Regions from separate parts of the Homo sapiens genome. Here region 2 is linked to region 1. A link is a loop called in an ENCODE intact Hi-C map of the cell type or tissue named here. Cell type or tissue: HCT116. All regions are shown on one strand. Each heading gives the region's core, and the rest is flanking DNA. Links, peaks and the distances in the headings are about the cores only.

Region 1 (5,798 bases), core at 592-4,591:
GTGAAGGGAGAGTTACGTGAAAAACAACCACGTATGCCAGCAACACTGCTCTTGAACTTTGGGTCTTGATTAAGTGAATGAAGTGTTGCTGGAACACAAGCACTGTGATACTGTGGCCGTTAACCTGGTAACGGAGAAGGCTCCTAAGTGACTAACAGGCTGGAAGTGTAGACAGCGTGGACCATGCTGGACAAAGGGAGCGTTCATGTCCCGGGTGGGACAAAGTGGGATGGCGAGGGATTTCATCACGCCACTTAGAATGATGTGCAATTGAAAACTCATATATTGTTTATTTCTGGAGTTTAATCTTTTAGGACTGTGGTTGACTTCAGGTAACTGAAACCATGGAAGGTGAAACCACAGATAAAGCAGGACTACTGTATTTAAAATGTCCAGAGGAGGCAAGTTCATGGAGACAGAGATCAGTGGTTTCCAGGGGGGGTGGGGGGCAGCAGGAATGGGATGTGACTGCTTGATAGATACAGAGTTTCTTTCTAGAGTGAGAACAATGTTCTGGAACTGGCGGTGATGACTGCACAACTTCTGAATGTACTGGACGCCACTGCATTTGTACAATTTATTTATTTTATTATCATTATTTTTTTGAGACAAGGTCTCACTCTGTCACCCAGGCTGGAGTGCAGTGGCACAATCATGGCTCACCGCAGCCTTGGTCTCCAGGGCTCAGGTGATCCTCCTACCCCAGCCTCCTGAGTAGCTGGGATTACAGGCATGCACCACCATGCCACCATGCCAGGCTAATTTTTGTATTTTTTGTAGGGATGGGGTTTCACCATGTTGTCCAGGCTGGTCTCAAACTCCTGGGCTCAAGTGATCCTCCTACCTTGGCCTCCCAAAATGCTAGGATTATAGGCGTAAGCCACTGCCCCCAGCCTTACACAATTTAAAATGGTTAGAATGATGAATTTTACATTGAATTCCACTTCATAGGAAATTTTTTTTAAAACAACAACAAACCTCTTTAATGGACACATAAATTCCCTGGGGGTCTGATTGCAATGCAGATTTGGATTAAGGAGTCCGGGTGGGTCCTGAGACCGTGCTCCCCTTGCTTCTCACCTATGGCCACATTTTGAGACGCAAGGCCACTCGAAGGGCCCCCACCTCTGTGAATCAACCCCTGCTCCATCTGCCCCTATAAATAAGGGAATGCTAAAGCACAGATGGCGGGAGTGGGCGTGTCCCCAGGTCTGAGCCTGGAGGGGGTGGCCGGCCTCCCCCAGGCATGGAAGTGGAGGGAGAGGGGGCTGTAAACGGGTTACTCTGTCAGCAGACACAGAGGAGACCAAAAACAGTAGCTTTTATTTCACACGAAGCTGAGGAAGGAAGGCGAGAGGACAGCGCTGGCTATCAGAGGGTGCTGCCTGGCAGGTGCACCACCTCCAGCTGCTGGGCTCCAGCTCCGGGGCTCAGAAGCCATCTGAAAGAAAGCAGCGGCCTCCACTGAGCAAGCTGGGGTGCTGCAGGGTACCCGCCCCCGTGGTGCTCAGCAGTGCCTTCCCTCCCCTCCCCAGCCCCCGGGAACTCCTCCTGCGCCAGGGACACAGGGATCAAGGAGAGAACAGAGTGCAACCCCATCCCTGCCTGATCAGTGGGGGTGCCCGTCTTCCCTGCGACGGTTTTGGGGTGGAACAGGAGTGGCTCCTCAGGGGGAAATGAAAGGAACTGAGGAGCTCCAGTCGTGAGAAGGCCAATGAAGCAGGTAGCTTCTCTGCGCCGGGGTTGTGCTGAGATGTCATCTAGGGCCGGCTCTTCCAGAACCTCATTTGACGCTGGGAGGCAGCGACCGGGTGTGGGGGCGGGGTGGTAGGGGAGGGGAGCAGGGATGATGCGGTCCCGATTCCGTCCCCAGGGGGCGCTGGGACCCTCCCTGCTATCCAGGCTACACCTGTGCGGCGTAGCAGCCGTCCCCGTCTCGCCTGCACAGCGCCAGATGACAGCAGCCCAGAGGCTGTCCTCTGCCACCTGCACTGCTCACCTTTTCCGAGGAGGTCGGGGACGGGGCTGAAGGGTCCCCCGGGCAGGTTCCAGGCCAGGTCCTCTAGCAGGCCCAGCAGGCCTTTCACCTGTGTCCCCAGGTGATCCACGGTCTTCTCTACCATCTAGAGTGAGAAGGTGGGTAACGTCCAGGACAGGAGTGGTGCCACGTTCTGCTTCATTAGCCAGGTCCTAAGAAGCAGCTGGCGGTCCAGTGGGGTGCAGTGGAAAAGGACTGGGAGCTGCGGGACCTGGGTTTTCCTCACTCAGGCTCTGCGCCTACCTGCCTCAATCTCCCCAGATGACAATATCCTATGGGGCTCGCTCTCTAAGGCTCCTTCCTTTTTGGCACTCAGTCACAGGTTTGGATAAAGCGCGTGTAGATTACCTTCTCCCTTTTGGACTTTGCAGCCTGGAGCTCACATTCTTTTTGTTATTCTGCTCCCTGGTGGTGTCTCTGCCAAATGACAGGTCTGGGATTTTGAAATTTACTCAGGGTTCTTAATGGTTTTTCCCTGTGTATGCCATGGACCCCATTGGCAGTGTGGTGAAGCCTACAGACCTCTTCTCAGAATAATGCCTTAAATGCAAAAAATAAAACATATAGAATTACCAAGAGCACCAATTGCTTTAAAATATTATTCAAGTATTAGGCCAGGCGTGATGGCTCACACCTATAATCCCAACACTTTGGGAGGCCGAGGTGGACGGATCACCAGAGGTCAGGAGTTCGAGATCAGCCTGGCCAATGTGGGAAAACTGTCTCTACTAAAAATACAAAAAGAAAACGGGCACGGTGATGCATATCTGTAGTCCCAGCTACTCGGGAGGCCAAAGCAAGAGAATCGCTTGAACCGGGAGATGGAGGTTGCAGTGAGCCGAGATCATGCCGTTGCACTCCAGCCTGGGCGACAGAGAGAGACTCTGCCAAAAAAAAAAAAAAAAAAAAAAAAATTCAAATATTTAAAATTAAACTTTTTGGCCCAGCACGATGGCTCACGTCTGTAATCCCAGCACTTTAGGAGGCCGAAATGGGCAAATCCCTTGAGATCAGGAGTTTGAGACAAGCCTGGCCATATGGTGAAACCCCATCTCTACCAAAAATACAAAAAATTAGCGGGGCATGGTGGTGCATGCCTGTAGTCCCAGCTACTCAGGAGGTTGAGGCATGAGAATCACTGGAACCTGGGAGGTGGAGATGGCAGTGAGCCGAGATTGTACCATGCACTTTAGCCTGGGTGACAGAGCAAGACTCCATCAAAAACAAAATTTAAAAATTTGGATATATGTATTGGCCGGGCACAGTGGCTCATACCTGTAATCCCAGCACTTTGGGAGGCTGAGGTGTGTGGATGGCTTGAGCTTAGGAGTTCGAGACCAGCCTGGGCAATATAGCAAAACCTTGCCTCTACAAAAAAATACAAAAATTAGCCAGGCATGGTGGCACATGTGCCTGTAGTCCCAGCTACTTGGGAGGCTGAGGTGGAAGGATTGCTTGAGCCTGGGAGGTGGAAGTTGCAGTGAACCGAGACTGCACCACTGCACTCCAGCCTTGTCGGCAGACAGAGACCCTGCCTCAAAAAAAAAAAAATGTATTTATTAACTCACTAACTCACATGATCTAACATCAGGCCTAACAACAACTGAAATTTTGACATAATGAATGATATAAATGTTCTTCTATTCATAACTAGAAGAAGATGAAATTATCTGGATTTCTATTGGTGACAAAGTTATAGTACTATTAACACCACGGCTTGCTGTCTGTAATTTATGATGAATGGGAATGCTCAATTTCAGTTAAAGGCTTGTGACAATAAAGATGTAAACTTTTCCCCACACAAGTTAGGAATCGTGGCTATATAACAAAACAGTGACTGGATTTCCACCTTCCCATCCAGTAATGATGCTGAAATGTCCTGGTGGGGGTAAGTAAGGCCTTAGGGGAGGCAGGGTCCATTGGGGGCTCGCCAGCCTGGCAGCCTAGATGGGAGGGTGATGTTGGACAAGGTGGCCCCAGGGCAGGATTGGCCTGATGTCCTGACATTCCAAAGCAAGCTTGCATCTGCCCATAAAAACATCATCCTAGAAGGTGGTCCTGAAACCACATGTCCTTCCAAAGCACCCTGTTACCTCCTCTATGACATCTAGATGGCATTGCATAGCCATGTGTCTGTCACATGCTGTGCTCTGAGCTGAGTCTCCTCAGGGAGCGATGAAGGGTTCTGCAGCTGTGGGAAAACAAGTCTTGTCACTGTGGGACCCTTAGTTTTCCACAATGCCAGAGACTTCTGTAAATACTGGGCTCAAGTGAGGTCAGTCCTCAAAGCAAACTCAAGAGCAAGAAGAGGATGGCCCAGGTGGGGGTCAGTGTGCGACTGTCAGTTATCTCAATCCCACCAATCTCTACAGTGGCAGTCACCTACAGACCCAGATGGACTTCCTCAAGGAGGTGAAGCCCAGGGAGGAAGGGAAGGCGGGCTTCAGCCAGGAAGAATGGCACCTGCAATGATGGAGAGGCCTGAAAGAGCATGGCTCACTGTGCAAACCCTGCAGGGAGCCTGCAGTGGCTGGAGATACAGGGTGGGTGGGAGAGAGACTGGAGAGGGAAGTCCTGGAAATGAAGCCAAGGGGACAGAGCTTTAACCAAGAGGCTTTCATAAACCAGTTCTGATGTTTGTTTTTGTTGTTGTTGTTTTGTTTTGTTTTGTTTTTGATGGAGTCTAGCTCTGTTGCCCAGGCTGGAGTGTGATGGTGCAATCTCAGCTCACTCCAACCTCTGCCTCCCCGGTTCAAGCGATTCTCCTGCCTCAGCCTCCCGAGTAGCTGTAGGAATAGTGAGAAAGAAAATGAGAGGAGGTATTTCAGTAGCAGCATTGACACTGGGAACCCATTAGTAACAGCTGTCATGTGATGAGTGCTTACCATGCACCATGTAGGGTGATCACTTAACCTCTCCAACAGCCTGTTCTTATGCCCAATCTACATGTAGGAAAACTGATGCACAGAAGGGTGAAAGGATGTGTCCAGAGTCACTACTCATAAGCAGAGGATCTGCCATTCAACCCGCTCAACTCCTGATTGAGCACTGTTCTCCTTGAGTTAGCTCTTCCAGGCACCATCAACCTTCACAACAGAAGTCTGAGATCCCTGATTCCAAGCTCGGATTTCAGAGTTGGTAACCCTGAGATGCCTGTGGGGCATCAGGGTTGGCTGGAACCTTGGAGAACACTGACACTCAGGAAGGAGAGTGCTGCCCCAGCAGTCAAGAGAAGCCAAGAGCTTTACGGATTCTACAGGGGATGAAAAGTGTTGGCATAGCCGAAAGCAGCAGGGAGGTCTAGCAAAATAAGGACTGGAAACACAGCATGGGAAAGGCCCTGCTAAATTTCACCCCAGCACTTTTAGGAGTGGAGGAAAAGCAGAGTTTGGATTACCATGACATGAGAAGGGAAGGTGAGGTTGGGAGTGGAAACTTGGATTCTGGAAAATTTCATGAAGCTTGGCTGTGAAGGAAGGGAGATTGGATCGCAAGGTCTAGAGAAGTATTTATGGTTGTCATTTGTTTTTGTTTTTGTTTTAAACACTGGAAAACACAACCATGCTTACAGCCTGAGGGACAGGAGGAAGACAAGAGAACCCAAGGAATGCACTTCCTGAATTGATGGGAGGCCCTGGATCCAGAGCGGGTGGGAACACATCTGGAAGGAAGACAGAGGGAATGAAGCAAAAATGGGCAAAGGTAAACCATCTAACTAGAGGGCCAAAAAGTGGAGTGAGCTCCCACCTGATAGCCTCTA
Region 2 (5,798 bases), core at 1,114-5,113, 160 kb before region 1:
AGCGAGACTCCGTCTCAAAAAAAAAGAAAAGAAAAGAAAAGAAAAGAAAAGAAAAGACTCACTCATCATAGATGTGGAACTGCAGGAGCCCAGGGGCAAGGGGACCCACAGTGCAGCAGCTGCTGCAGGCACCTGGGTCCAGGAAGATGGTGCCCAAATGCAGGCAGTGGCCCACAACACGAAGGGAGTATCTGAGGACCTCTGAGGGATAGGGGCTGATCATCGGCAACGGGGACCGAGTGGCAGCAGATTCTATGTCACCTGGGTAGGAGATGTTCACTAGGCCTGGAGAACCTGGGAAGGAAGAAGCCGGGCTGATCAGGCTGCACAGCTGTGGCCAAGCAGCAGGGCCCTGTGGAGCACAGAACACCCCTCAGGACTGTCCCCACTTGTCCGAGATGGCCAGCCGTGCACCCTCTTGTCACAGCCCCGGTGGGACCAGGCGCTGATGGCTGGGTGCCATCTGTTCTGGGAGGGCACCTCCGGGCCCAGCACTGACACTCACCTGTAGGGGAGATGGGGCCATGCAGTGATATCTCTGGCTCCATCACTGGGCACCTGTGGAGCTAGGTGGAATCACAAGGCAGAAGGAGGGGCCCACCACAGCCAGTCGGAAATGCTGTTATACATTCCTGTTTCCTGACTGAGCACTTCTAGTGGGCAGGACTAAGCTCACAGCAATATGGGTCCCTGGAGCCTAGCACAGTGCTAGCACACAGTAGCTGCTTAATAAATGTTTGATGCAAAACTGCACCTGCACCAGGAAAGCCGTGCAGGCACTATGGAGCAGGGTTGCAGGGCTGGTCTCAGACACCCCAGCACTGCCATCACCAGGCCCTGCTGCCCAGCTCCTGCCCACTGCTGGCAGCTTGCTGAGAGCAGGAGCTAGGCTTACTGCAGCCAAGTCCCAAGCACAGTGTACAGTGCAGAGTAGGTGCTTAGCATGCTTTCTGGAACAGCTAAATGATGAAAGAGAAGTGCCATTGACAACACATAAGGTGCTTCTCCAGAGCATGACCTGGGAAAGTTGTTGAACCCCTTGGGCTCTGTGGCTTTTAATGTGTAGAATGTTCTAGAACATGTCAGAGGTCAGATAAGAGGCACCTTGGGAAATCCACTAATTCCAGGTCCTCTTAGTCTGCTGCTACCTGAACAAGGTAAGGCCGTGTATATTCATTTAACAGACAGCATTTGCTGTGGGCCTTCCGTGGGCCTCACACACAGTGTGGTGGCAGAAGATAGCATGGCCAGGACAGGCTTGTCACACCAGGGTGACAATGCTCCCAATCCCAGTGGCTTTACTGCACAAAGTCTAATCTCCCTCAGGGCTTCAGGTGGAGGAGGCACCACTGGCTGGAGCTGAATCAACCAGAACGCACAGTTCCCTGGAGGGTGGGCACTGGCTCCTGGAGGCTTTTGCTCAGAGGTGATACACAGCACTTATTCTCACAGCTCATTAGCCAGAACAAGTCACCTGTCCCAGCCTGACCCCCAAAAAGACTAGGAAGTGTGGGGAGCAGACAGAATATCTGATGAGCATCCCCTCCTCTGCCAGAGAGGGATTAAAAAAAAAAAATGCCAAGAGGCTCAGAGAAGTCAAGCCTGTGGCCCAGGGTCTCACAGCAAGGAGGTGTCAAAACCAGGCTGTCTGGCCCAAAGCCTCTCCATGTAACAAGTGCACTTTACCGGCCCTCTTACTGCCCTGACTGATGTGAACAGTTTAGGCCGTAAGTTGCCGTCCTCCTGACGCCCACCTAACACCATCCCACAGGGAGCAGAGGCGTGGGGGAAAGAGAAGGGGAAATGTTACCTGGGACCAGGAAGAGCTCAGCAGCATGACACACTAGTGCCTGCCTGTGTGAACCCAGCGAGCATCCCCATGGAAGGACAGCAGCAGCTGACAGTGCTCCTCTGAAGGTCACCAAGCCCCCAAGCCCTTGCAGGTTACGTGGCTCAGTGCTCAGCCCACTAGGGAGCAGCCAGGCTGGGTGGGCCCGCATTGGGCTGTGGCAGGATGGACTGTGCCCAGCAGAGCCCTGACCACAGGTTTGCATGAACCACGTGGCCTGGGCAATGGGGAGAGTGTCCCATGAGATGAAGCATTTGTGGAATTTGTCTGCCACAGAACAGTAGAATCATGACTTAGATGAGCAACGCACACTCCATGCCACCCTCTGGATGCCAAATGGCGCCCTGAGAGCCTGGAACCTCAGGGCTTCTCCAACGCACCCTCCAGGCATGGAAAGTGCCCCTGTGTGCTTGACCTCAGCACCTCCGTGCCCACCACAGGGCCTGGCATGACCAGCACTGGGCACCATCTGGGTGGAAGGAGATGGAGTGAGGGGTGGGTGGGCACATGGGGCTGCCCAGAGAGCACCCTCAGACCTCCTCTAAGTGTGTGCTTCCACAGGTGGAGTGGGTTCGGCCAAGGTGTCAGGGCTCCCTGGACGGGGCTCTGTAGAGATGACAGCCTTTTCCTTGACGACATGTTTTGCATTTCTGTCCCCTCCCCCTGGAGTCCCCAAACACCCTGCTTATTTCAGAAAGAAGGACATCTAGCAGGTGTTGCCAGGAAAATAAAATGGTCTAGAGCAAGAATTCTGAAGGAAGCAAGCTCTACTTTGCATATTTGTAGTAAAGGGAGCTGCTGCCTATGAAATTATATGGCCTCCTCCCTTTATAGTCCAATGCCACAGTGAGCTGTGAAATACTGGAAATTTCAAGATTTAATTAAAACCCAGTTCACTGCACTGAAGTTCGCTTACAAAATATAGCAAAGATTAATGGGAGATATCAAACCAAACTGTTTGTGCAAGACCTGTTGAGTCATAATTTATGGGAACAAGAGGAAAAAGCAAGATCATTACCTTAAAATAAATTTACTGCTTCTCCGACTAAGTAAAATGGAAATAATAAAAATCCCCGGGTCAGCGCAACTGCACCAGAATGAAATGGCAGGCCGGCCAGGCAGGTGACTGTCAATCCATAGACATTACCAGGGCCACAGGAGGCTTTGCTGTCATGCTGGGAGGGCACAGGGCAAGAGGGAACTCTGCCTCTATTCATTTAATCCTCGCAAGGACTACCATGGCAACAGTCCCTGCTTTTCAGATGAGCAAACTGAGGCCGAGAGGGATCAGGTGACTTGCCCAAGGCCATACCACCAGTGGGTGGCAGAGCTGGGACCAAGACCAGGCCGTCTGGCTCAGCCAGTGCTCCTGCACCACAACATGGAGCTAGCCGCCTTCACGTCCATCCTTGGAAGGACCTGACCATCTAGGTGAGGGGGGGACATTGGCTGGACGAGCACAGCACCGGCCCGCAAAGGTTCTGGGGCTAGGGGATAGTTGAGCAGTGCCCCGATAAATGTCCCCGTCCTGATCCCTGCAACTCATGTCATCCTATATGATGGCTAAGCTATTGTGCCCAGTTGCCTGGTCACACACAAATCTAGATCTTTCTTCAGAGGTGCTTCTTAGATAAGACTAATGTTTAAATCAGTAGACTTTGAGCGAAGCAGACCACCCTCCATAGTGTAGGTGGGCCTCATCCAACCAGTTGAAGGCTTTCAGAGCAAAGACTAAGAGTCAACTCCCGCCTCCTGAGGAAAGCAGAACTCTGCCAGCAGATGGCCTTCCCACTCCAGCTGGGATGCTTCTCTGGGTCTCCAGCCGCCCACCCTCCTTGCATGGTTTCAGACTTGCCAGCCTCCATAATGGACACCATGGCTGACCCACTCCACCCTGTGGAAGCACACACTTCGAGGAGGTCTGAGGGTGCTCTCTGGGCAGCCCCATGTGCCCACCCACTCACCATTCCATCTCTTTCCACCCAGATGGTGCCCAGTGCTGGTCATGCCAGGCCCTGTGGTGGGCACCAAGGTGCTGAGGTCAAGCACACGGGGGCACTTTCAGTGCCCGAAGTGTGCATCAGAGAAGCCCTGAGGTTCCAGTTCCTTAAGAGGAACCCCTCTCTCCTGATCCCCCCCTCCCTGCCTCTCCCTCTCTCTGTGTGTCCATCTGTATGAACATATGTATTCTATTCTATTTCCCTGGACCAATACACCCTGACCCATACACCCTACAGGGCAGTAAGGCTCTTTGGGGACAGGGGCATCACCCTGGGCTTTCCTGGTGGGTGTAGTGCAATCCCAAGCCCCTTAGGGAGGGAGGCGAAGACTCAAGGGACACAGGGCCACAGCCAAGGGACTACAGCAGTTACCAGAAGCCAGAACTAGCAAGAAGGACTTCTCCCCAGAGCTCCGGAGGGCAGCGGTCCTGCCGACACCTTGATTTGGGTCTAGTGATGACTGATTTCAGACCTCAACGTCCAGAGCTTTGAGAGAATAAATCTCTGTTGTTTGAAGCCACTGGTGTGTGGCGGTTTGTTGCAGCAGCCCCAGGAAACGATGTCAGTGGCCGTGTTCCCAGGAGGGCAGGCGTGCTCTGGGCTTTTCTCCTCGGGGGTGGGCTGTGTGCTTGCTATCGAGAAAAAGTGAGGGCAGCCTGCTTGGGGTGCCCCCCTTCACCCACCCCAGAGTTCTACAAGTCTCTCCCCTGATGCCCCACTGCCTCCTTTCCTTCTGGGACAGAGCTGGCCATCACCTCCTCCTCCCGACACTGCCATGCAGCTTCCCAGCCTGACACAGTGCCGCCAATCCCAAAACAAGCACGGGTTAACCTATGTGGCTGGGAGTGTTTGCAGGAAGATCTGGAGAGCCACGGAGCCCGGCAGCGGGGCATGATTTCTTCCTGAGTCAGACTGGAGGGGAGGATGGCGCCTCTTCAATCACTCACTCTAACAACCCAGAGAAACCCTGCAGCTCCAAAGCAGGACCCAGTGACACCCCACCCAGTCCGCACTGAGCCACCCTGGGTCCTGGGCCCAGCCCTGGTGTGTGGACAGCTGCCCAGGATGCCTCACCAGCCCCACTCAGCCCACCTGCCTGTGCAGCCTCCAGGAGCAGGACGTGCAGGCAGCAGCTTAAACTGAGAGTCCCGGGGAGTAGGGGGAAGTGAGGACATTAAGGGGCCTGACCTCAGAGGCATCATCTGAATGGCCACACTGCCTGCCCCCCATGCACTCTGAACTCACATGGGCTTCAGGGAACCCCGTGACTTGGGGTGACAGCAAGTCATTCACCACAGCTGGATGGTGTGTGAGAGCGAGGCAGTGTGAGTCCGTGAGGGGCTCCATGTGCTGCTCTCATCCTGAGAGCGACAAGAAGCCACTGAAAAGCATTCAGCGGAGGAGCGTGTGTCCCAGTGAGATGGCAGCCTCCCGGGAGAGAGCTCACCCCATGCTGTGGCCACAGTGAAGTAACGCTCGTCACCAAGAGCAGCTGCGTGCTGTGTGCACTATGACACACTCCCAGGCATCACCACTCCTCGCACTGGGGACTGTCGCCCCATCCACACTGTCCTCAGCGGCATGCATGAGAATGTCTGCCACACAATTGCTCCCAGATGCCCACCAGTGGGGAAATGGATAGAAATGATGTGGGTGACAGGATGAGATGAAGCAACGAGGATGAGGTCACCTTTGAGGGAAGGACGGAGTGGTGATCAGGAAAATAGGAGACACGAAAACACTCTTGGAGAAGAAAATATGATGAAACTTTGTTTAAAAGTGCCAGAAAGATTTAAAAATAAAGCTAAGGGGATCTACAGGAAAGGAGAGCTGATGCAAGGAAGCACAAGAAAACCACCCTCCCCTCTGGAGCACACAGCATTCAAGGAGCCACCTTGGAGCAGAGAGTAGCCCTCACCAGACATTGAACCTACCAGTGCTGTGATGCT

What was found. Hi-C counts contacts between places; a loop is a spot of excess contacts. Peaks named below come from ENCODE experiments on the same cell type or tissue, not always from the same donor. Only the 100,000 strongest peaks of a DNase experiment are listed, where the experiment ranks them.
Region 2: a loop joins it to region 1, with 10 times the contacts of the local background. A loop is called at or near these places in 4 of 110 quality-filtered maps.

The regions. Positions count from the first base shown.
Region 1 is chr2:129,921,559-129,927,356 of GRCh38, forward strand. LINC01856 (long intergenic non-protein coding RNA 1856) reads left to right here and starts at 1,619. Exons shown (of 4, transcript NR_110285.1): 1 at 1,619-1,723. It also overlaps the pseudogene PLAC9P1. RefSeq lists enhancers at 926-1,741, 1,742-2,555. In HCT116, for the core only: a CTCF peak has its summit at 2,449 (motif pointing left); a DNase peak (open chromatin) is centred at 2,453; H3K27me3 peaks cover 316 bases.
Region 2 is chr2:129,761,368-129,767,165 of GRCh38, forward strand. No RefSeq gene overlaps it. Among named protein-coding and RNA genes, the nearest start is that of LINC02572, 110 kb to the right of the region's middle. In HCT116, for the core only: a CTCF peak has its summit at 3,129 (motif pointing right); a DNase peak (open chromatin) is centred at 3,144; H3K27me3 peaks cover 8 bases.